4 separate regions of the Homo sapiens genome follow, and all the other regions are linked to region 1. The links are chromatin contacts, found by Hi-C or POLR2A ChIA-PET in ENCODE. All regions are on one chromosome and are shown on one strand. The core of a region is the stretch at or near the end of the contact, and the rest is flanking DNA. Distances in the headings are between cores, read along the strand shown. Region 1 holds the start of GPR148 (G protein-coupled receptor 148). Region 2 holds the start of SMPD4 (sphingomyelin phosphodiesterase 4). Region 3 holds the start of MZT2A (mitotic spindle organizing protein 2A). Region 4 holds the start of LINC03124 (long intergenic non-protein coding RNA 3124).

The links. A loop is a pair of places that touch in the nucleus more often than their neighbours do. ChIA-PET counts read pairs that join two places held with the same protein, here RNA polymerase II (POLR2A). Pooled maps may share reads with other maps.
Region 2: a map of CD8-positive, alpha-beta T cell shows a loop between it and region 1 (18-fold over the local background). The contact joins the promoter of SMPD4 here to the promoter of GPR148 in region 1. A Hi-C loop is called at or near these places in 3 of 168 maps with a recorded cell type or tissue (CD4-positive, alpha-beta T cell and CD8-positive, alpha-beta T cell) and 12 of 50 pooled maps. POLR2A ChIA-PET finds 5 or more read pairs at or near these places in 1 of 52 experiments (Caco-2).
Region 3: a loop to region 1 is called in a map of naive thymus-derived CD4-positive, alpha-beta T cell, with 16 times the contacts of the local background. The contact joins the promoter of MZT2A here to the promoter of GPR148 in region 1. A Hi-C loop is called at or near these places in 1 of 168 maps with a recorded cell type or tissue (naive thymus-derived CD4-positive, alpha-beta T cell) and 9 of 50 pooled maps. POLR2A ChIA-PET finds 5 or more read pairs at or near these places in 1 of 52 experiments (T-cell).
Region 4: a loop to region 1 is called in a map of CD8-positive, alpha-beta T cell, with 17 times the contacts of the local background. The contact joins the promoter of LINC03124 here to the promoter of GPR148 in region 1. A Hi-C loop is called at or near these places in 2 of 168 maps with a recorded cell type or tissue (CD4-positive, alpha-beta memory T cell and CD8-positive, alpha-beta T cell) and 7 of 50 pooled maps.

The regions. Positions count from the first base shown.
Region 1 is chr2:130,727,047-130,732,015 of GRCh38, forward strand. GPR148 (G protein-coupled receptor 148) reads left to right here and starts at 2,024. Exons shown (of 1, transcript NM_207364.2): 1 at 2,024-3,290. The coding sequence starts at 2,106. The coding sequence ends at 3,149. RefSeq lists enhancers at 1-273, 595-1,174, 1,175-1,753 and a silencer at 657-826.
Region 2 is chr2:130,179,133-130,183,866 of GRCh38, forward strand. SMPD4 (sphingomyelin phosphodiesterase 4) reads right to left here and starts at 2,470. Exons shown (of 20, transcript NM_017951.5): 1 at 2,398-2,470. It overlaps MZT2B (mitotic spindle organizing protein 2B), which reads left to right and starts at 3,130. Exons shown (of 3, transcript NM_025029.5): 1 at 3,130-3,320; 2 at 3,495-3,643. The coding sequence starts at 3,151. RefSeq lists enhancers at 1,382-2,178, 4,079-4,734 and silencers at 2,226-2,365, 2,876-3,385.
Region 3 is chr2:131,490,465-131,495,788 of GRCh38, forward strand. MZT2A (mitotic spindle organizing protein 2A) reads right to left here and starts at 1,933. Exons shown (of 3, transcript NM_001085365.2): 1 at 1,743-1,933; 2 at 1,412-1,560. The coding sequence starts at 1,912. It overlaps MIR4784 (microRNA 4784), which reads right to left and starts at 772; the gene lies at 696-772. It also overlaps the pseudogene SMPD4BP. RefSeq lists enhancers at 1,264-2,057, 2,058-2,851 and silencers at 1,654-2,163, 2,684-2,873.
Region 4 is chr2:131,680,353-131,685,574 of GRCh38, forward strand. LINC03124 (long intergenic non-protein coding RNA 3124) reads left to right here and starts at 2,147. Exons shown (of 10, transcript NR_167889.1): 1 at 2,147-2,636; 2 at 4,357-4,467. RefSeq lists an enhancer at 1,580-1,699 and a silencer at 2,070-2,119.

The DNA of each region.
Region 1 (4,969 bases), core at 774-3,273:
TGCTCTGAGATTGTTGTATGGGCTATTTAATTCCTAAGATGATTCTCAGCAGGAGGCAGGCTCTGTATCATCCCAGCGGCTTTTTCACCTTGGGAGTTTCGCGCTTTCCGATTCCATGAAGTTGCTGCTTGTCACCCCGTCACCGGCTATAAGGATTTAGCTCACAACCACATTTTTACTGAGGGATTGTCATTTAACGAGTTTCCCTCTCCCAGGGAATCTGCATTCTAAGACCCCAAAGGCCGGCGAGGGTCGTTGTGCTGGGCTGGACAGCAGAGAGAGGCTCGGCCTTGGCCCTCAGCCCTGCAGCACACAGGGCACCCGCGCAGAGAGCGTGGCCTGCGAATGGCTCTGCTGCCTCTCCCGGCCTGGGGCCGATTAGACCGGTCAGAGCATCTGTAAAGTACAAGGGGCCCCTAGGGAGTGCAGGCCAGGGCAGCTGGGGCAGGGAGGCGGGGTCCGCCCCATGGCATCGCGGTTTCTCTGGAAGGGGTGATGGGCTTTCTCAGAACCACCTTTAGTTTCTGTACCGTAATCGGCCAAAAAGGCGCAGGCGCTGCTGCTCCTGGCAGCTGCGTAACAGGCTCTCAGAGGAGGACGCGGTTCCGGGCTGCGGCGGGCGTGGTCCGGGGCTGTTCTGGGCGTGGTCTTTGGCTGTGATGGGCGTGGCCTTGGGCTATGGAGGGCGTGGTCCCAGGGCTGCGATGATGGTGGTCCGGGGCTGTGGTGGGCGTGGCCCCGGGCTGCGGCGGGCGTGGTCCCCGGGCTGCGGCGGACGTGGTCAGGGGCGGTTCTGGGCGTGGTCCCTGGGCTGCGGTGGACGTGGTCTCGGGCTGTGACGAGCATGGTCCCTGGGCAGCAGTGGACGTGGTCTCACACCCAGAGTCTGAAATTTCTGCCTCTTCCTGGCCCTAAAAATATCCTGCCTGTTCCCACGCGGCTCCTGCCTTCTGGAGCAGTCTGCCAGGCCGGCGGTGGGTGTTGGGCAGGGGTCTCAGGCTGCCAGCAGCCAAGTGCAGCCCGTTCTGCAGTGATGACAGGGATCTGTGGGCAGAGGGGACCGAGCCTCGGAGGATGCTGTAGGTGGGAGAGCTAACATTGACTCAGCATTTACTTCAGGCTATGCACTGTGCTGAGTCCCTTACCTCTGGGCTTCCGCAACGTTTCCCTGAGGTCAGTGTGGTTGGCATTCGTGTTTCACAGATAAGGAAACTGGAACAAAGCTTTTCAAGGCCACGCAGCCAACACCTCGAGAGAGCGGGAGAGCTTGTTCACTTGAACTGGATCCCCAAACACCAACAGCCACCCTGGCCACTGGCTCTGACTGAGCTCACCCCACCCCCGACAAGCCAGGTGCCTGGGGAACCTGCCTTCCATTCCTCCCCACTAGCTCCTATGAGGTCTCTGCCTGCCAGGCCTCCTCCTCCCCAGAGGAAGGGACGTTTCTACCACACAGCGACCCCACAAGTCAGCTGAGATTTTGGGGGCACCGAATACTCACATGGAGCCCTGAGTGGAAGGGGTGTAGGAGTCACACTCACACGCATGCACAGGGTCACCCTGAGCTGGAGACCATACCCAAGGCTCTGTGAGGAAATGTGAGTGCGCCCAGGCCCCTCCAGCCTGGTCCAATTTGCTGAGCCTCTAGCTCGACAGAGGTCAGACCAGGTCTACAGCCCAGCGATCCTAGTTCCAGACAGCTGCTCCTTCCTTTCTAGGAGGGCAGCCCGGAATATAATCCAGTGTGGTGAGAATCCATTGCACACTCCCTGTGAGCCAAGCAGACAGGTTTGGGGGCCACTGAGATAGGGGACACTTCTGGAGGGGTCAGTGACTGCAAAATGGTGGCAGTGGGATGATCTGTTATGTCTACCCACGCACATGCAGCTGCACAGTTGCAGAGATGTGAATGCAGGAAGCCAGGTGTGAGTCTGAATTCACATTGGTTTTTTTATCTTTATTAAGCAGTCATTCCTAAGGCCTGCCCGAGCCTGGCATCTCTACAGAGGAGTGGTGCCATCAGGACCCCTGTGGGGCAGATCAACACTCAAGGCAGGTGCAGAATCAACAACCTGTGACAAAGCCAGCCATCCCTGCCAGGAAGCATGGGGGATGAGCTGGCACCTTGCCCTGTGGGCACTACAGCTTGGCCGGCCCTGATCCAGCTCATCAGCAAGACACCCTGCATGCCCCAAGCAGCCAGCAACACTTCCTTGGGCCTGGGGGACCTCAGGGTGCCCAGCTCCATGCTGTACTGGCTTTTCCTTCCCTCAAGCCTGCTGGCTGCAGCCACACTGGCTGTCAGCCCCCTGCTGCTGGTGACCATCCTGCGGAACCAACGGCTGCGACAGGAGCCCCACTACCTGCTCCCGGCTAACATCCTGCTCTCAGACCTGGCCTACATTCTCCTCCACATGCTCATCTCCTCCAGCAGCCTGGGTGGCTGGGAGCTGGGCCGCATGGCCTGTGGCATTCTCACTGATGCTGTCTTCGCCGCCTGCACCAGCACCATCCTGTCCTTCACCGCCATTGTGCTGCACACCTACCTGGCAGTCATCCATCCACTGCGCTACCTCTCCTTCATGTCCCATGGGGCTGCCTGGAAGGCAGTGGCCCTCATCTGGCTGGTGGCCTGCTGCTTCCCCACATTCCTTATTTGGCTCAGCAAGTGGCAGGATGCCCAGCTGGAGGAGCAAGGAGCTTCATACATCCTACCACCAAGCATGGGCACCCAGCCGGGATGTGGCCTCCTGGTCATTGTTACCTACACCTCCATTCTGTGCGTTCTGTTCCTCTGCACAGCTCTCATTGCCAACTGTTTCTGGAGGATCTATGCAGAGGCCAAGACTTCAGGCATCTGGGGGCAGGGCTATTCCCGGGCCAGGGGCACCCTGCTGATCCACTCAGTGCTGATCACATTGTACGTGAGCACAGGGGTGGTGTTCTCCCTGGACATGGTGCTGACCAGGTACCACCACATTGACTCTGGGACTCACACATGGCTCCTGGCAGCTAACAGTGAGGTACTCATGATGCTTCCCCGTGCCATGCTCACATACCTGTACCTGCTCCGCTACCGGCAGCTGTTGGGCATGGTCCGGGGCCACCTCCCATCCAGGAGGCACCAGGCCATCTTTACCATTTCCTAGAGTTCTTGAGTCCACAGTCTGGCAAGCTGAGGTTAAAAATCATATGTTGAATGCAGCAGTGTCCACTTATGACTAACTTCTTAGAACAGCACAATATAATAGTGGAATTGGGCCTTTCAGAAGACCTCAACTGATGATTTTCACCATTTTGACAGTTTTTAAGTAGAGAAAGCTCTCTTATGACACTGAAATCCTACTTGGAAACGGAAGCAAGTAAAGGCAATCAAGCAGGGCTCTGGTCTAAGTCAAGCCTTGATCTGCGTCCCTCCAATGGCTTGCTGCACACCCTCCCTGGCCACTGTGGATGCATCCTTGCTGACCAACACACAGAAGCCAAAATGTTGCTGACAGTGAGAACCACAGAGGTAAGCAAGCAGAGCTGCTGAGTCCTGGGACCATGAGCTCTATCTGAGCAGCCGCTCAGGATGTGGGAGGGAGGAAAGGAAGCCAACGATCCACAGCAGTGGAGAGTGTCATGGAGATACCACTATAAAGCTGGAGTGTGCAAGGGTTACACTCTCACAATAAAGGTAAATGATAACCTAACCTTACAGAAGGGGTCAGCAAGGGAGTTTGCCTGCCTTGACTTTCGTGCTGTGTAGAAGAAGAAAATTCCTCGAGAATTCTTAAGTAGAAGCCACTCTTCAGACAGTTTTAGAGCTAGGCTTCAAATTATGTTAGTGGTAAAAAGACCTCAGTCTGTGGTTGGTGTGGTTCTCCTGGACGATCTGAGCTTCACCTTAGGCTGCAGAGAATTTCCAGAGTCAAAGAACCTCAAATAATGGAGTTGCACATGGTCAAATCTCACAAAACCACATAGGGAGATAAGGCACCATGAATGAGAGCAAGAAGAAACAAGAAGACAGCAGCGTCATACCACAGCTCCTTGAATTATCAACACTGGGTTAATATAAAAATGTTCAAGATGTTTTAAGACATTAATAATGACATGAAAATATGAGCAGGGATAATACTTTTTTTTAAATAACCAAGAAAATTTGGAAAATATTTAAATAGAACTTCTTGAAACAAAAATATTAGAATTATGAGTTGAATTTAATATGGATTAAAGAGCATGTTAGACACAACTGGAAACAGACTCTGCAAATTGTGAGAGAGGTCCAGATAAATTACCTAAAATGCAGCCCAGAGGGACAAAGAGACAACCATATAAAAGAGAGATTAAGAGACATTGAGGTTGGGATGGAAAAGACTAACATACATTTAATTTGGGAACACAATACAGAAAATGTAGGAGGGGAAATATTTGAAGCGATAACAGCTGAGGATTTTTTCAGATTTGTTTAAAGATATCAAACTTCAGATCCGAGAAATCTAACCAATCATAAATAAGATAAATGACCAATAACCCACGTTGAAGCACATGATGCGAAACTGCAAACAGCTAAATACAAAGACAAGATATTTAAAGCAGGCAGAGATAAAAGACAAAAGAACATCAATTAAACTCACCTTGACTTCTCAAACAATGGAAGAGACCAGCCTGACCAACATGGTGAAACCCCGTCTCTACTAAAAATACAAAAAAAATTAGCCGGGCTTGGTGGCGGGCGCCTGTAGTCCCAGCTACTCCAGAGGCTGAGGCAGGAGAATGGCGTGAACCCGGGAGACGGAGCTTTCAGTGAGCCGCGATCACGCCACTGCACTCCAGCCTGGGCGACAGAGCAAGACTCCGTCTCAAAAAAAAAAAAAAAATAATAATTAGCCAGGCCTGGTGGCATGTGCTGTCAGCTACTTAGGAGGCTGAGGCAGGAGAATCGCTTGAACCCGGGAGGCGGAGGTTGCAGTGAGCCGAGATC
Region 2 (4,734 bases), core at 1,220-3,719, 550 kb before region 1:
TTTTTTTTTGAGACAGAGTCTCGCTCTGTTGCCCAGGCTAGAGTCCTGTGGCGCTATCTTGGCTCACTGCAAGCTCCGCTTGGGTTCACGCCATTCTCCTGCCTCAGCCTCCCGAGTAGCTGGGACCACAGGCACTGGCCACCACACCCGGCTAATTTTTTTGTATTTTTAGTAGAGACGGGGTTTCACTGTATTAGCCAGGATGGTCTCGATCTCCTGACCTCGTGATCCGCCTGCCTCGGCCTCCCAAAGTGATGGGCTTACAGGCATGACCCACCGCGCCCAGCCTCTTTTTTCTTTTTTTGACTGAGTCTCACTCCATCATCTCACTGCAACCTCCACCTCCAAAGTTCAAACGGTTCTCGTGCCTCAGCCTCCCGAGTAGCTGGGATTACAGGGGCCTGCCACCACAGGCTGCCTAATTTTTCTATTTTTAGTAGAGGCGGGTTTCCCTATGCTGGCCAGGCTGGTCTCAAATTCCTGGCCTCAAGTGATCCGCTGCCTCAGCCTCCCAAAGTGCCGACTTTTTCAATTCTTTTTTGAGATGGAGTCTCGCTCCGTTGCCAAGCTGGAGTCCAATGGCATGATCTCGGCTCACTGCAACTTCCGACTCCCTGGTTCAAGCAATTCTCCTGCCTCAGCCTCCCGAGTAGCTGGAATTACAGGCACATGCCACCACATCCAGTTAATTTTTGTATTTTTAGTAGAGATGGGGTTTCACTATGTTGGCCAGACTGGTCTCAAACTCCTGACCTCGTGATCAGCCCTCCTCGGCCTCCCAAAGTGCAGAGATTACAGACGTGAGTCACCATGCCCGGCCGCTTTTTCTTTTTTCTCCTTTTTTTTTTTTTGAGATGGTCTCGCTCTGTCGCCCAGAGTGGAGTGCAGTGGCGCGATCTGGGCTCACTGCAAGCTCCGCCTCCCGGGTTCACGCCATTCTCCTGCCTCAGCCTCCCTAGTAGCTGGGATTACAGGCGCCCGCCACCACGCCCGGCTAATTGTTTTTTGTATTTTTAGTAGACAGGGTTTCACGTGTTAGCCAGGATGGTCTCGATCTCCTGACCTCGTGATCCGCCCGCCTCAGCCTCCCAAAGTGCTAGGATTACAAGCGTGAGCCACTGCGCCCGGCCAGCTTTCTCTTTTTCTTTTTTCAGACGGAGTCTCGCTCTGGGCTCTGTCGCACAGGCTGGAGTGCAGTGGCGCGATCTCAGCTCACTGCAACCTCCGCCTCGCGGGTGCAAGCAATTCTCTTACTCAGCCTCCCAAGTGGCTGGGATTACAGGCGCCCGCTACCACGCCCGGCTAATTTTTGTATTTTTTACTAGAGACGAGGTTTCACCATCTTGGCCAGGCTGGTCTTGAACTCCTGACCTCGTGATCCACCCGCCTGGGCCTCCCAAAGTGCTGGGATTACAGGCGTGAGTCACCGCTCCCGGCCTCAATTCTTAACCTAGCTATCAACTGCAGTGTTAAAGAAAAACGCCTCAGTCCTAAGGCACTTGGTCAAGAAAACGCTGCACTACTACAAAATGATCAAAGCAGCATTAAACTGTGGACTGTTCGGTAAGTGCGGAGCTCTAGAGACGATGAAGGGGAGAGCATCTCTGCTCAGAAGAAGCTTTCATGGGCAGCGACTGAAAGAATGAGGCCCAGAGGAATTTCTAGGAAATTTCCAAGAAAGGAAATTCAAACCCGAGAATTCCCAAGAGGTGTCTCCCACACCCCTGTTATCTGACTCTGCCATGGCCACCCTCCCCCGTCACAGGTCTCTGCGTGCCATGCACCTAGAGTCCACTTCATGGCGACTCTCCAACACCTATTTTCTCCAGGAGCTGCTTCGGACCCCGTTTGTTTTTTGTTTTGTTTTGTTTTTCTGACAGCGACAGCCCTTGGGCAACGCTAATCATTCCAAGCAAATTCTGTCATGCCAAGACCTCCCTTAACAGCACGCGCCCACTTGTTCCCAACTCTCCTGCCAATTGGGCTTCGGGAGCCTCCAAAACCAAGGCTCGGAGATGTGGAGCACACAGGGGAAGGGTCGAGCTGGGACCCACACCCGGCTCTTACACCCACACCGCCTGTTGAGCCCAAGGCTCAACTTCAACACAAAGCTCTCCTTCCCTCAATTCCTTCAACGAAGGTTAACCTTCAGCGAACACCTACCGGACCGGGACAGAGTGTACGAGCCGCGCGGGAAGGTGGCACAAAGGCATGGCCCAGAGGGGTGGCAGAAGACTCAACCGGGGCCCTCCACTCCCCAGCCTGCCCTGCCTGGGCAGAGCCGGCTGGCCGGCCCGAGTCCTGGGGCTCGCGGAGGAACGGAGATGGCCTCCGCAGGGGCTCGGGGAAGCCCCCAGGGCGCCGGACCGTCTCAGGCGCGCATCCCGCGCCACTCACCTGTGGGATCCATAGCGTCGCTCGCCTCAGAGATGGAAGCCGCCATTCCGCCACGGCGCCGAAAGTCGTCATCAAGCTGCGCGCAGAGCCACGCCCCGCGGCCGGGCGGGAAAAGCGCTTCCACCTCTTTGGGCCGTTACCTCAAAAGGCGCGTGCGCAAAGCGAAGGCCGGCCGGGCGGGGAAGAGAAATGGCGAGGCAGGAGTGCGGGGGAGGGAGTGGTCCTTAGCTGAATGCGCCTGCGTTGTGGCGGCCTCCGGCGCCCCAAGGTACTTTCTCCCCAGCAAGGAATCCGCGTGCGCGTAAGCAGTATTGTTGATTAGTGCCCCCCCCTTCCCCCCGCCCGCCCCGAAAAGCGACCCCTAGTGGTGCACCGGTGCGGACCAGAAAATTGCACGCTTTCTTGAAAGAGGCATTTACCGAGCGCCCAATGTATGCCTGGCACTGGGCTGGGTGCTGCCACCTAAGCGAGCACGACCAATGCAGTCTATCAGGGAGGCCCAGATCGCCAAGCAGCGGACCCCTGCGGTCCGCCATGCCACTCCCGGCTCCTAGAGCGCCGCTCAGCACACCGTGAGCGCCCAATAACTGTTGGGCTTCAATGACGCCGCGGAGGCGGCCCCGTCCCCGCGCTCCCGCCCCTCCCGCCAGGGCAGCCCGGGAGGCCAGACGTTGACGCTGCAGGGAGAGGGTGGTGGGCGCAGCCGCTAGGGGGCGCGGCGGGGCGGAGCGCACCTTTCCGCGGGCCGCGGGGATGGCGGCGCAGGGCGTAGGGCCTGGGCCGGGGTCGGCGGCGCCCCCGGGGCTGGAGGCGGCCCGGCAGAAGCTGGCGCTGCGGCGGAAGAAGGTGCTGAGCACCGAGGAGATGGAGCTGTACGAGCTGGCGCAGGCGGCGGGCGGCGCTATCGACCCCGACGTGTTCAAGTGAGCGGGGCGGGTGGGGGCCGCATGCTAGCCAGACACCCCCCGACCTCTGCTTTCCGGGTACGCCCGGCCCGCTGGTCGGGAGGAGCCCCCGCCCCCGTCCTTGTCGGGTCTTCAGGGAGGTGGCCGCGCCGGGCGGAGAGGGCTCACCGGCCCCGCGTCTGTCCCCGCCAGGATCCTGGTGGACCTGCTGAAGCTGAACGTGGCCCCCCTCGCCGTCTTCCAGATGCTCAAGTCCATGTGTGCCGGGCAGAGGCTAGCGAGCGAGCCCCAGGACCCTGCGGCCGTGTCTCTGCCCACGTCGAGCGTGCCCGAGACCCGAGGTCAGAGCTGGGCCCGCTGTCCCTGCCCCAGTGGCGGGGGTGGCGGGCGGGGAGGGGGCAGGCGCGGCACAGCGGCGGCGTGGCCCTGAGTGGCCAGGCCTGTCTGTCGGTCTAGGCCCAGCACCTGCAGGGCCCATCCGTGGGCTCTGCTCCTGGGCTTCGCTGCCAGCCTTAGGAGGCACGTCCAGGTCAGGTGGACGCAGAGTGCGTACCCCAGGGTGGTCCAGGCTGGGTAGGGCTCCTCCGCTTAGCTCCCCTCCACCTCTTCACTCAGGCCTTCATCCTACAACGTCGGGAATCAAGACAGTTTGGGGCTGGGCGCCCTGGCTCACGCCTATAATCTTTGGGACCCCAGGGCGGGAGGATCGTTTGAGGCCATGAGTTTTAGACCACTCTGGGTGACAGGGTGAGATCCTGTCTCTAAATGTTTTTCAAAAGACAGTCTCGATCTCTGTCCTGTGGTATACAGCATCCAGGGAAGTGCCCAGGGACCAGGGCAGGCAGAGGTCTTCCTGCCTTTACCCCACCTGGGCCCAGTTCCTGCGCAGGGGCTTGGCCAGTCCTGGTCAGCTTTCCCTCTGATGACTGCAGGAAGAGAGTCAGACGCGGAACTCCCAGGGTGCAGAGGCCTGCGGGGTCTGAAGGGCCTCCTCCCTCTCCAGTGTGGTGACTGGGCTGAGGAGATTCTGGGACTGAGAGTGTCATGGTGGAGCCTCTGTCCCTGCTCATCCTCTCCGCATGTTGCTTCTGCTCCCGATGGCTCTCTCTGAAATGCAGCACAACCTCCTAGGCCAATGGAAGAAGGCCCAGAGCTGGCTCCCTGCCTGGAAGCACGAGGAGACCCGCACAGGCATCCTGAGAAGGCGTGGAGAGCAGGCTGCCTTCATGGGGGGAGTGCCAGGGCCTGGGCACCCACACCCGCTGACCCAAGAGGGCCCGGGCACCTGCGTGCTGGCCTCTTCACTGACCTTCGCTCTGTCTGCTCTCTTTGTGTCTCTCTCTGACCTCCAGAGGCCTCCTTTCTCTCTGCCAGGAACAGTAGCCCCCCTGCAAGGCCCTCCTTTTCCTCCAGCCCGCAGCCTGCGGCCTCT
Region 3 (5,324 bases), core at 683-3,182, 760 kb after region 1:
GCCTCTGGGGTGTGGGGATGTTGGTCCTGTCCCCGGATGCCAGCCCGACTGTGGGGTCTAGAGACTGCCACACCATGTCTCTAATAAACCGAGTCAGAAATAGTGCCCTGTGGCTAAGCGGCAGGGCAGCGGTGGCCTGCATGATCCTGCCCTTGCAGCTCAAAGCTGCTTGGGCCTCTTGGGGCCATGCAGTTTCCATGAAAACAAGGAAGAGCACCAACCCCCAGAGATAAGCCAATAAACGCAACCTGCAAAAGGAGAGAACAGGCAGCAAGAGAGGCGGAGGGAACCCGGGGGGCCTGGAGAGAGAGGTGAGTGTGTGGCAGCTGGGCTGTGGAGCATAACCAGAGAGGCCGCAGGCTGCGGGCTGGAGGAAAACGAGGGCCTTGCAGGGGGGCTACTGTTCCTGGCAGAGAGAAAGGAGGCCTCTGGAGGTCAGAGAGAGACACAAAGAGAGCAGACAGAGCGAGGGTCAGTGAAGAGGCCAGCACGCAGGTGCCCGGGCCCTCTTGGGTCAGCGGGCGTGGGTGCCCAGGCCCTGGCACTTCCCCCATGAAGGCAGCCTGCTTTCCACGCCTTCTCATGATGCCTGTGAGGGTCTCCTCCTGCTTCCAGGCAGGGAGCCAGCTCTGGGCCTCCTTCCATTGGCCTGGGAGGTTGTGCTGCATTTCAGAGAGAGCCATCGGGAGCAGAAGCAACATGCGGAGAGGATGAGCAGGGACGGAGGCTCCACCATGACACTCTCAGTCCCAGCATCTCCTCAGCCCAGTCACCACACTGGAGAGGGAGGAGGCCCTTCAGACCCCGCAGGCCTCTGCACCCTGGGAGTTCCGCGTCTAACTCTCTTCCTGCAATCATCAGAGGCAGGAACTGGGCCCAGGTGGGGTAAAGGCAGGAAGACGTCTGCCTGCCCTGCTCCCTGGGCACTTCCCTGGATGCTGTATACCACAGGACAGAGATCGAGACTGTCTTTTGAAAAACATTTAGAGACAGGATCTCACCCTGTCACCCAGACTGGTCTCAAACTCATGGCCTCAAAGGATCCTCCCGCCGTGGGGTCCCAAAGATTATAGGCGTGAGCCACGGCGCCCAGCCCCAAACCGTCTTGATTCCCGACTTTGTAGGATGAAGGCCTGAGTGAAGAGGTGGGGAGGAGCTAAGCGGAGGAGCCCTACCCAGCCTGGACCACCCTGGGGCACGCACTCTGCGTCCACCTGACCTGGACGTGCCTCCTAAGGCTGGCAGCGAAGCCCAGGAGCAGAGCCCACGGATGGGCCCTGCAGGTGCTGGGCCTAGACCGACCGACAGACAGGCCTGGCCACTCAGGGCCACGCCGCCGCTGTGCCGCGCCTGCCCCCTCCCCGCCCGCCACCCCCGCCACTGGGGCAGGGACAGCGGGCCCAGCTCTGACCTCGGGTCTCGGGCACGCTCGACGTGGGCAGAGACACGGCCGCAGGGTCCTGGGGCTCGCTCGCTAGCCTCTGCCCGGCACACATGGACTTGAGCATCTGGAAGACGGCGAGGGGGGCCACGTTCAGCTTCAGCAGGTCCACCAGGATCCTGGCGGGGACAGACGCGGGGCCGGTGAGCCCTCTCCGCCCGGCGCGGCCACCTCCCTGAAGACCGGACAAGGACGGGGGCGGGGGCAGCGGGGGCTCCTCCCGACCAGCGGGCCGGGCGTACCCGGAGAGCAGAGGTCGGGGGTGTCTGGCGAGCATGCGGCCCCCACCCGCCCCGCTCACTTGAACACGTCGGGGTCGATACCGCCGCCCGCCGCCTGAGCCAGCTCGTACAGCTCCATCTCCTCGGTGCTCAGCACCTTCTTGCGCCGCAGCGCCAGCTTCTGCCGGGCCGCCTCCAGCCCCGGGGGCGCCGCCGACCCCGGCCCAGGCCCTACGCCCTGCGCCGCCATCCGCGAGGCCCGCCGAAAGGTGCGCCCCGCCCCGCCGCGCCCCCTAGCGGATGCGCCCACCGCCCTCTCCCTGCAGCGCCAGCGTCTGGCCTCCCGGGCTGCCCTGGCGGGAGCGGCGGGAGCGCGGGGACGGGGCCGCCTCCTCGGCGTCATTGGAGCCCAACAGTTAGTGGGCGCTCACGGTGTGCTGAGCGGCGCGCTAGGCGTCGGGAGTGGCATGGCGGACTGCAGGGGCCAGCTGCTTGGCGGTCAGGGCGTCCCTGATAGACTTGCATTGGTCGTGCTCGCTTAGGTGGCAGCACCCAGCCCAGTGCCAGGCATACATTGGGCGCTCAGTCAATACCTGTTTCAAGAAAGCGTGCAATTTTCTGGTCCGCACCGGTGCACCACTAGGGGTCGCTCTTCGGGGGGGGTGGGGGGCACTAATCAACAACCCTGCTTACGCGCACGCGCATTCCTTGCTAGGGAGAAAGTGCGTGAGCCCTACCTTGGGGCGCCAGAGGCCGCCACAACGCAGGCGCATTCAGCTAAGGACCACTCCCTCCCCCCGCACTCCTGCCTCGCCATTTCCCCTCCCTGGCCGGCCGGCCGGCCTTCTTCGCTTTGCGCACGTACCTTTTGAGGTAACGGCCCAAAGAGGTAGAAGCGCTTTTCCCGCCCGGCCGCGGGGCGTGGCTCTGCGCGCAGCTTGATGACGACGTTTTGGCGCGGTGGCGGAATGGCGGCTTCCACCTCTGAAGCGGGCGACGCTATGGGTCCCACAGGTGAGTGGCGCGGGACGCGCGCGTGAGACGGTCCGACGCCCTGGGGGCTTCCGCGAGCCCCTGCGGAGGCCATCTCCGTTCCTCCGCGAGCCCCAGGACTCGGGCGGCCCGGCGGCTCTGCCCAGGCCGGGCAGGCTGGGGAGTGGAGGGCCCCGGCTGAGTCTTCCTGCCACTCCTCTGGGCCATGCCTTTGTGCCACCTTCCCGCGCCGCTCGTACACTCTGTTCTGGTCCGGTAGGTGTTCGTTGAAGGTTACCCGTCGTTGAAGGAATTGAGGGAAGGAGAGCTTTGTGTTGAAATTGAGCCTTGGGCTCAACAGGCGGTGTGGGAGGAAGAGCCGGGTGTGGGTCCCAGCTCGACCCTTCCCCTGTGCGCTCCACATCTCCGAGCCTTGGTTTCGGAGGCTCCCGAAGCCCAATTCGCAGGAGAGTTGGAAACAAGTGGGCGCGTGCTGTTAAGGGAGGTCTTGGCATGACAGAATTTGCTTGGAATGATTAGCGTTGCCCAAGGGCTGTCGCTGTCAGAAAAACAAAACAAAACGAAACAAAAAAAACAAACGGGTCCGAAGCAGCTCCTGGAGAAAATAGGTGTTGGAGAGTCGCGACGAAGTGGACTCTAGGTGCATGGCACGCAGAGACCTGTGACGGGGGAGGGTGGCCATGGCAGGGTCAGAGAACAGGGGTGTGGGAGACACCTCTTGGGAGTTCTCGGGTTTGAATTTCCTCTCTTGGAAAGTTCCTAGAAATTCCTCTGGGCCTCATTCTTTCAGTCGCTGCCCATGAAAGCTTTTACTGAGCAGAGATGCTCTCCCCTTCATCATCTCTAGAGCTCCGCACTTATCCAGCAGTCCACAGTTTAATGCTGCTTTGATCATTTTGCAGTAGTGCAGTGTTTTCTTGACCAAGTGCATTAGGACTGAGGCGTTTTTCTTTAACACTGCAATTGATAGCTAGGTTAAGAATTGAGGCCGGGCGCGGTGGCTCACGCCTGTAATCCCAGCACTTTGGGAGGCCCAGGCGGGTGGATCACGAGGTCACGAGTTCAAGACCAGCTTGGCCAAGATGGTGAAACCTCGTCTCTAGTAGAAAATACAAAAATTAGCCGGGCGTGGTAGCGGGCGCGTGTAATCCCAGCCACTTGGGAGGCTGAGGCAGAGAATTGCTTGCACCCGGGAGGCGGAGGTTGCAGTGAGCTGAGATGGCGCCACTGCACTCCAGCCTGTGCGACAGAGCGCAGAGCGAGACTCCGTCTCAAAAAAAAAAAAGGAAAAGAGAAAGCTGGCCGGGCGCGGTGGCTCACGCCTGTAATCCCAGCACTTTGGGAGGCTGAGGCGGGCTTATCACGAAGTCAGGATATCTAGACCATCCTGGCTAACATGTGAAACCCACTCTACTAAGTAAATACAAAAGACAATTAGCCGGGCGTGGTGGCCGGCGCCTGTAGTCCCAGCTACTCGGGAGGCTGAGGCAGGAGAATGGCGTGAACCCAAGCGGAGCTTGCAGTGAGCCAAGATAGCACCACTGGACTCCAGCCTGGGCGACAGAGTGAGACTCCGTCTCAAAAAAAAAAAAAAAAAAAATTGAAAAAACTTGGGAGATGTTCCTATTGCCAAGTGGCAGAGAGGCAGAGATTCCTGTCTCCTCTCACTCTACAACTGCCTACATGGCCTCTTTACACCCAGCCTCTCTTCCTCCACAGACTGCCAGGTGCCACCCCAGTGCCGTTACTTGTGCAGTGGGCAGAGCTGGGCCAGGAAAACTGTAACTAGGCCACCAGTGGGACTTGGCAGACTTCCTGTCTGTGAAGTCTAGGTCTGAGCATTTTTTATTTTTGACCTGGGTGAGCTGAGAGGTAGGAATCTGGAAAGCTGATCTTAGTTTTCTTTCCTTTTTTTCTTCCATTTTTTGAGACAGAGTTTCCCTCTGTCACCCCGGCTGGAGTGCAATGGTGTGATCTTTGCTCACTGCAACCTCCACCTCCTGGGCTCAAGCATTTCTCATGCCTCAGCCTCCCGAGTCGCTGGGACTACAGGTGCCCGCCACCACACCCAGCTAATTTTTGTATTTTTAGTAGAGATGGGGTTTTGCCTTGTTGGCTACACTGGTCTCGAACTCCTGGCCTCAAGTGATCTGCCCACCGTGGCCTCCCAAAGTGCTGGGATTACAGGTGTGAGCCATGGCGCCCGGCCTTTGATCCTAGTTTTCTGATGGCTTATTCAAAGGCTCCCTTGGCAGAGCTTGCTCTTCCCCTCCGTTCATTGCATAGTGCACGGGTAATATGGAGGGGATTTGCCCCTGTCTCAGTTTTGTGAGGCGGTCTTTGTATTGGAATCTTGGTTCTGCCACTTACTAGCTGGGTGGGGGTAAGTGAGTTATCCCATTTCTGCCTCTCCTTCATCATCTGTACTGACTTGCAGTCATAGTACATCTGTACCCATCGGGTTGTTGTGAGGTTGGTTTTTCTATTCTTGTATGACAAACTTAGCAGTTTAAACCAGCACCCATTTATTATCTCATAGTTATGTGTGCAGAAGTCCAGGCAAGCTCAGCTGTGCATTACAAGATTAAAACCAAGGTGTTGGCAGCTTTGCTCTTATCTGAAAACTCCAGGGAAGAAGCTGCTTCCAGGTTTATTTAGGTTGCTGGCAG
Region 4 (5,222 bases), core at 897-3,396, 950 kb after region 1:
AGCATTTGATGGTACGTGGACAAGTGTGGGAGCCCTAGACCAAGGACTCCGTGGTGAGCAAGACTCAGGACCCCTTAGGGGTGAGGGCCTGGGTTACACCACCAGGGGGTCACCCGGACCCTCAGCAGAAGGTGGAGGGGGTGGTGATCATTACCTTTGTGACCCTGCAATGGGTGGCAGCCACAGGACATAGGGTTCATTGAACGCACCTTGTGTAACTATTGCCCAGGAAAAGGCCCAGAATTTAATAAAGATGAGGCCCCTGGCAGTGAAGTGCTGGATGAGGCGCACCCCCTGGGGCATACCTGAACCTCCCCCAGGGCCTCGGCTGTGAGCTTTGATTATAGACACACCTGTGCCACAGCCCCTTCAGACTGCTCCCTTCACCTCTGAAAAACCAGACAGGATGCTTCTGTTCCTGGAAATGTGAATGCCCTTCGTGTGTTTTTTACTTTGACTATAAACTCATCTGCAACCAAAATATAGACTCCCACACAATAATAACGGGAGACTTTAACACCCTAATGTCAACATTAGACAGATCAACGAGACAGAAAGTTAACAAGGATATCCAGGAATTGAACTCAGCTCTGCACCAAGCAGACCTAATAGACATCTACAGAACTCTCCACCCCAAATCAACAGAATCTACATTCTTCTTAGCACCGCACAGCACTTATTCCAAAATTGACCACACAGTTGGAAGTAAAGCACTCCTCAGCAAATGTAAAAGAACAGAAATTATAACAAACTGTCTCTCAGACCACAGTGCAATCAAACTAGAACTCAGGATTAAGAAACTCACTCAAAACCACTCAACTACATGGAAACTGAACAACCTGCTCCTGAATGACTACTGGGTATATAACAAAATGAAGGCAGAAATAAAGATGTTCTTAGAAACCAATGAGAACAAAGACACAACATACCAGAATCTCTGAGACACATTTAAAGCAGTGTGTAGAGGGAAATTTATAGCACTAAATGCCCACAAGAGAAAGCAGGAAAGATCTAAAATTGACACCCTAACATCATAATGAAAAGAACTAGAGAAGCAACAGCAAACACATTCAAAAGCTAGCAGAAGGCAAGAAATAAGTAAGATCAGAGCAGAACTGAAGGAAATAGAGACACAAAAAACCCTTCAAAAAAATCAATGAATCCAGGAGCTGGTTTTTTGAAAAGATCAACAAAATTGATAGACCGCTAGCAAGACTCATAAAGAAGAAAAGAGAGAAGAATCAAATAGACGCAATAAAAAATGATAAAGGGGATATCACCACTGATCCCACAGAAATACAAGCTACCATCAGAGAATACTACAAACACCTCTACACAAGTACACTAGAAAATCTAGAAGGAAATGGATAAATTCCTGGACACATACACCCTCCCAAGACTAAACCAGGAAGAAGCTGAATCTCTGAATAGACCAATAACAGGCTCTGAAATTGAGGAAATAATTAATAGCCTCTCCCTGGGAATGGGCGGGCCTGGGTCCAGTCCACAGGGCCCCTCGTGGGCCCTGATGAAGGAAAGAGTTGAGATGGGGGCAGCGCTGGACCCCAGGGCCCCTGCCTGCCTCCTGGAGAGCCCGGTGACCCAGGCAGCCCTGGTGAGGCTGTGGGTGCCTGGGCCATAGCGAGGCCCGCGAGCTCCCACAGGACAGATGCGGACAGTGAGGCCGGGGAGGCCCTGCTGCCCTCCGAACTGTCCCTCCAGCCCCCAGCTTTCTGTGGTTCTCTGGGCCCCCTCTGCAGAGGGGCAGGGGAGCCCACCCTGGATCCTGAGACGCCAAGCTTGAGGGACCCCCAGAGCTCTAGCGAGGCTGCTTCCTTTGCGGATGGTGAAGCTGAGGTCCAGAGGAGGGCAGGGGCAGGTCCTGGGCGCTCCCTAGGCAAAGGGAGCCGATCTCCGGGAGGCGGTCACAGGGAGCGCTCCTGCGACTTCTAGGGCCCGAAAGCTGGGGAGGATGAGAGACCAGGGGCCTTTCGTCGTCCCCTGGGCTGGGCAGAGGCTCAGCCTGTGCCGCAACCCTAAGCGGCTTCTGGCAAGTCCGAGCCGCGGTCCCTTTAAGAGGGGGTGGAGCTTCAACCTGGCACTAGGGATGCTGCTAGCGTGCGTGTCCCTACGGAGCTGAGACTGCAGTTCCTGCGACGCCCCTGCAGCAGCAGCAGCGTGGTCAGAGCGAGCTTCTGAGCGGTGGTGGGTTCCATGTGATGGTGGAGTAGGAGACAGGTCTCCGCGGTCAGTGGCGGGGGCGTGGACCCCACCGGGAACCCTCCCTGCTCCTTCCCTGCCTCTCCCTGTTTTCGTGCCCGCACTTCTTCGTGGGCATCTGGGCCCGAGTCCTCCGCTTGGGGGCGGTTGTGCGGTCCTGGCTACTGCAGCGTCCGCACCCCGGCCGGGAAGGCTATGCCAATGTCCGACCCGCGTCCAGCGTATAGGAGCGCCCTGGCCCACAGCTGGCGGTAAAACGCGGGACCTGGGTCCCTCGGAGCCCCAGGGGCCTCTGAGCTGGAGTCTAGGATTATTTTTGATGCCTCAGCACCTTTAAAAAGAGACCTCGCTAGAGCAGGGGGCATCTGTATTTTCAGTTCTTTGAGGAGTCTCCAGCTATTTAGCTGTTTTCCATGGTGTGTATCCTAATTTTCATTTCCACCTACAGTGTATGAGTTTCCCTTTCTCCAAAACCACACCCGCATTCCTACTATTTTTGGTTTGGGGTTTGTTTTGTTTTTGTTTTTGTTTTGAGACGGAGTCTTGCTCTGTCTTACAGGCTGGAGTGCAGTGGCGCCATCTCGGCCGACTGCAACCGCTGCCTGGTTTTAAGCAAGTCTCCTGTCTCAGCCTCCAGAGTAGCTGGGACTACAGGCGCCGCCACCATGCCCAGCTCATTTTTGTATTTTTAGTAGAGATGGGGTTTCACGATATTGGTCAGGCTGGTCTCAAACTCCTGACCTCAGGTGACCCACCTGCCTCAGCCTCGCAAAGTGCAGAGATTACAGGCATGAGACACCGTTCCCAGCCCCTCCTATTTTTTTAAAAAAATCAAGGAATATTCGATAAGTGTGAGATTATCTGTGTGTGGTTTTGAATTACAGTTTTCTAATGAATAGTTGATTTTGAGGACCTTATCTCTTATTTGTTGTTCGATTTTATGGCTGTGCAGAATTGTCTGTTCAGGTTCTTTGCAAAATATTAGATTGGATGCTTTTGCTACTTTGTAGTGTTTTTTGTGTACATATTAGATGACAACTCCTCGTGAATTACAAGATTGCCTGAAATTTTTGCCTAATCTATAGGATGCTTTTTTAATTGGAAAGTAGTTTTCTTTGATGTGCAGAAACTTTTCATGTTGATGTAGTCAACATGATATTTATTTTTGCGTTTCATGCATGTAATTTTCGTCACCCATATAAGAAAATAATATGTCAGTGACAAAGCATTTAATTGTCAATGAGGTTTTTCTTCCAGGGTGTTTATTTTCCTCTTTGCAAAGGTGAGCAGAGATTCAAGTGACCCAAAATATATGCTCATCCTGTGTTTTAGTTAAAAACATTTTGTAGTTTATGGTCTTTTGTTTTGCCTTCAATTTGGGGGAGTGGGTGTTCATTTTCATACATCGTGTAAAATAAGGTCCTATTTCTCGCTTCTGCATCTGGATATCATTTTTGTCAAAGGTATTCATTCTCTGCCTTCCACATTGCAGTGTTCTTTATCAAAGTCAGTTGATTGTGTCCATATTTGTGTTGATCATGTTTTTGTCCTCCCTGTTTTTGTCCATAGTTTATGCAAGTATCATATATCAGCTGTATAACTACAACTTGGCAGTGTAATTTGATATTAAGGATTGTGGGTCTTCACTTTGTATTTCTCAGGATTCCTTTAGATATTCATTGCTTTTGTGGTTCCCTGTGATTTTTAGCAATACGTATTTATTTCTGTTAACTTTTTTTCACAACATAAAGGTCCATAATTAGGGGTACATTTTCATACATACAGATTGGGTAATGATCAAATCAGGGTACTTAGGATCTCTATTTGCTCATCCAGGTTTTTTTTTTTTTTGTGGGGAGAACATTCAAAATTCTCCCTTCTTACTCTAGAAAAATATGATATTGTTAACTCCAGTCACCAGGCTGAGGAGGAGAACCTCAGATTTGTTCCTTTAATGTTAAGATAACTTTGTTTCCATAATCAATCCTTCCCCATTCCCCCTCTATCTCCCAAACTCTGGTAACCAATATTGTGCTTTTTACTTCATTAAGATAAACATCTTAAGATTTCACATGAGTGGTATCATGCAGTGTTTTTCTAGGCCTAGCTCCTTACATTTAACATAATGTTTTCCAGGTTCATCTGCGTTGCTCTAAATGGGACTGTTTCATTATTTTGATGGCTGAAGAATATTTCCTAGTGTATGTATATGAGAGTTTCTTGATCTCTTTATCTGTGGATGAACAGGTAGGTTGAATTTACACCCAGTAATGGGACTGCTAGATGGAATGGTATTTCTTTTTTTCCTATTCTTTGCAAGACCTCTAACTGTTTTTTATAGTGTTAATACTAATTTATGTTTGCACAAACAGTTCCCCTTTCTGGCAATTCATACCAGGAATTGTCTTTTTAAATATTTTGATCTTTTTGTAATGTTCATTCTATTGGAGTGAGATAAGATCTGAGTGTGGTTTTGATCTGCATTTTTCTCATGAGTAGTAATGTTAACCACGTTTTTGTAGACATTCGGTCAGTTTCCTGTCTTCTTTGGAAAAATATCTAATCCGGTTATTTGCCCAGTTTTTGTCTGGCAATTGTTCTGTTGTTTTGTTATTTTTTTGCCAGCTGGTAGTATGACTGGCTTGTACCTTTTCAAAAATAATCCCTTATCCCAAACTTGTAATTTTTAGTGTGCCTTTTTATTTTGTTTATTGTTTCCTTTGTTGGTCACAAATGCTTCAGCTTGACGTGGTCCCACATGTGCATAATTTCTTGGTGGCTGTGCTGTTGGTTACTAATCAAGAAAAAACAAAATCACTACCAAAGCAGTCCCTTGTCAATAATTTTTTTCCCTTGTATTTTTGTTTACTTTTTGTGAACCCTGAGCATACATCCAAGTTGCTCTAAATATACGCACACCCGAGGTTGTCTTTATAGGAGCTTTATGGTTGCAAGTTTTGTGTATAATCTTTAATCATTTTGAGTTGATTATTGTGTATCTA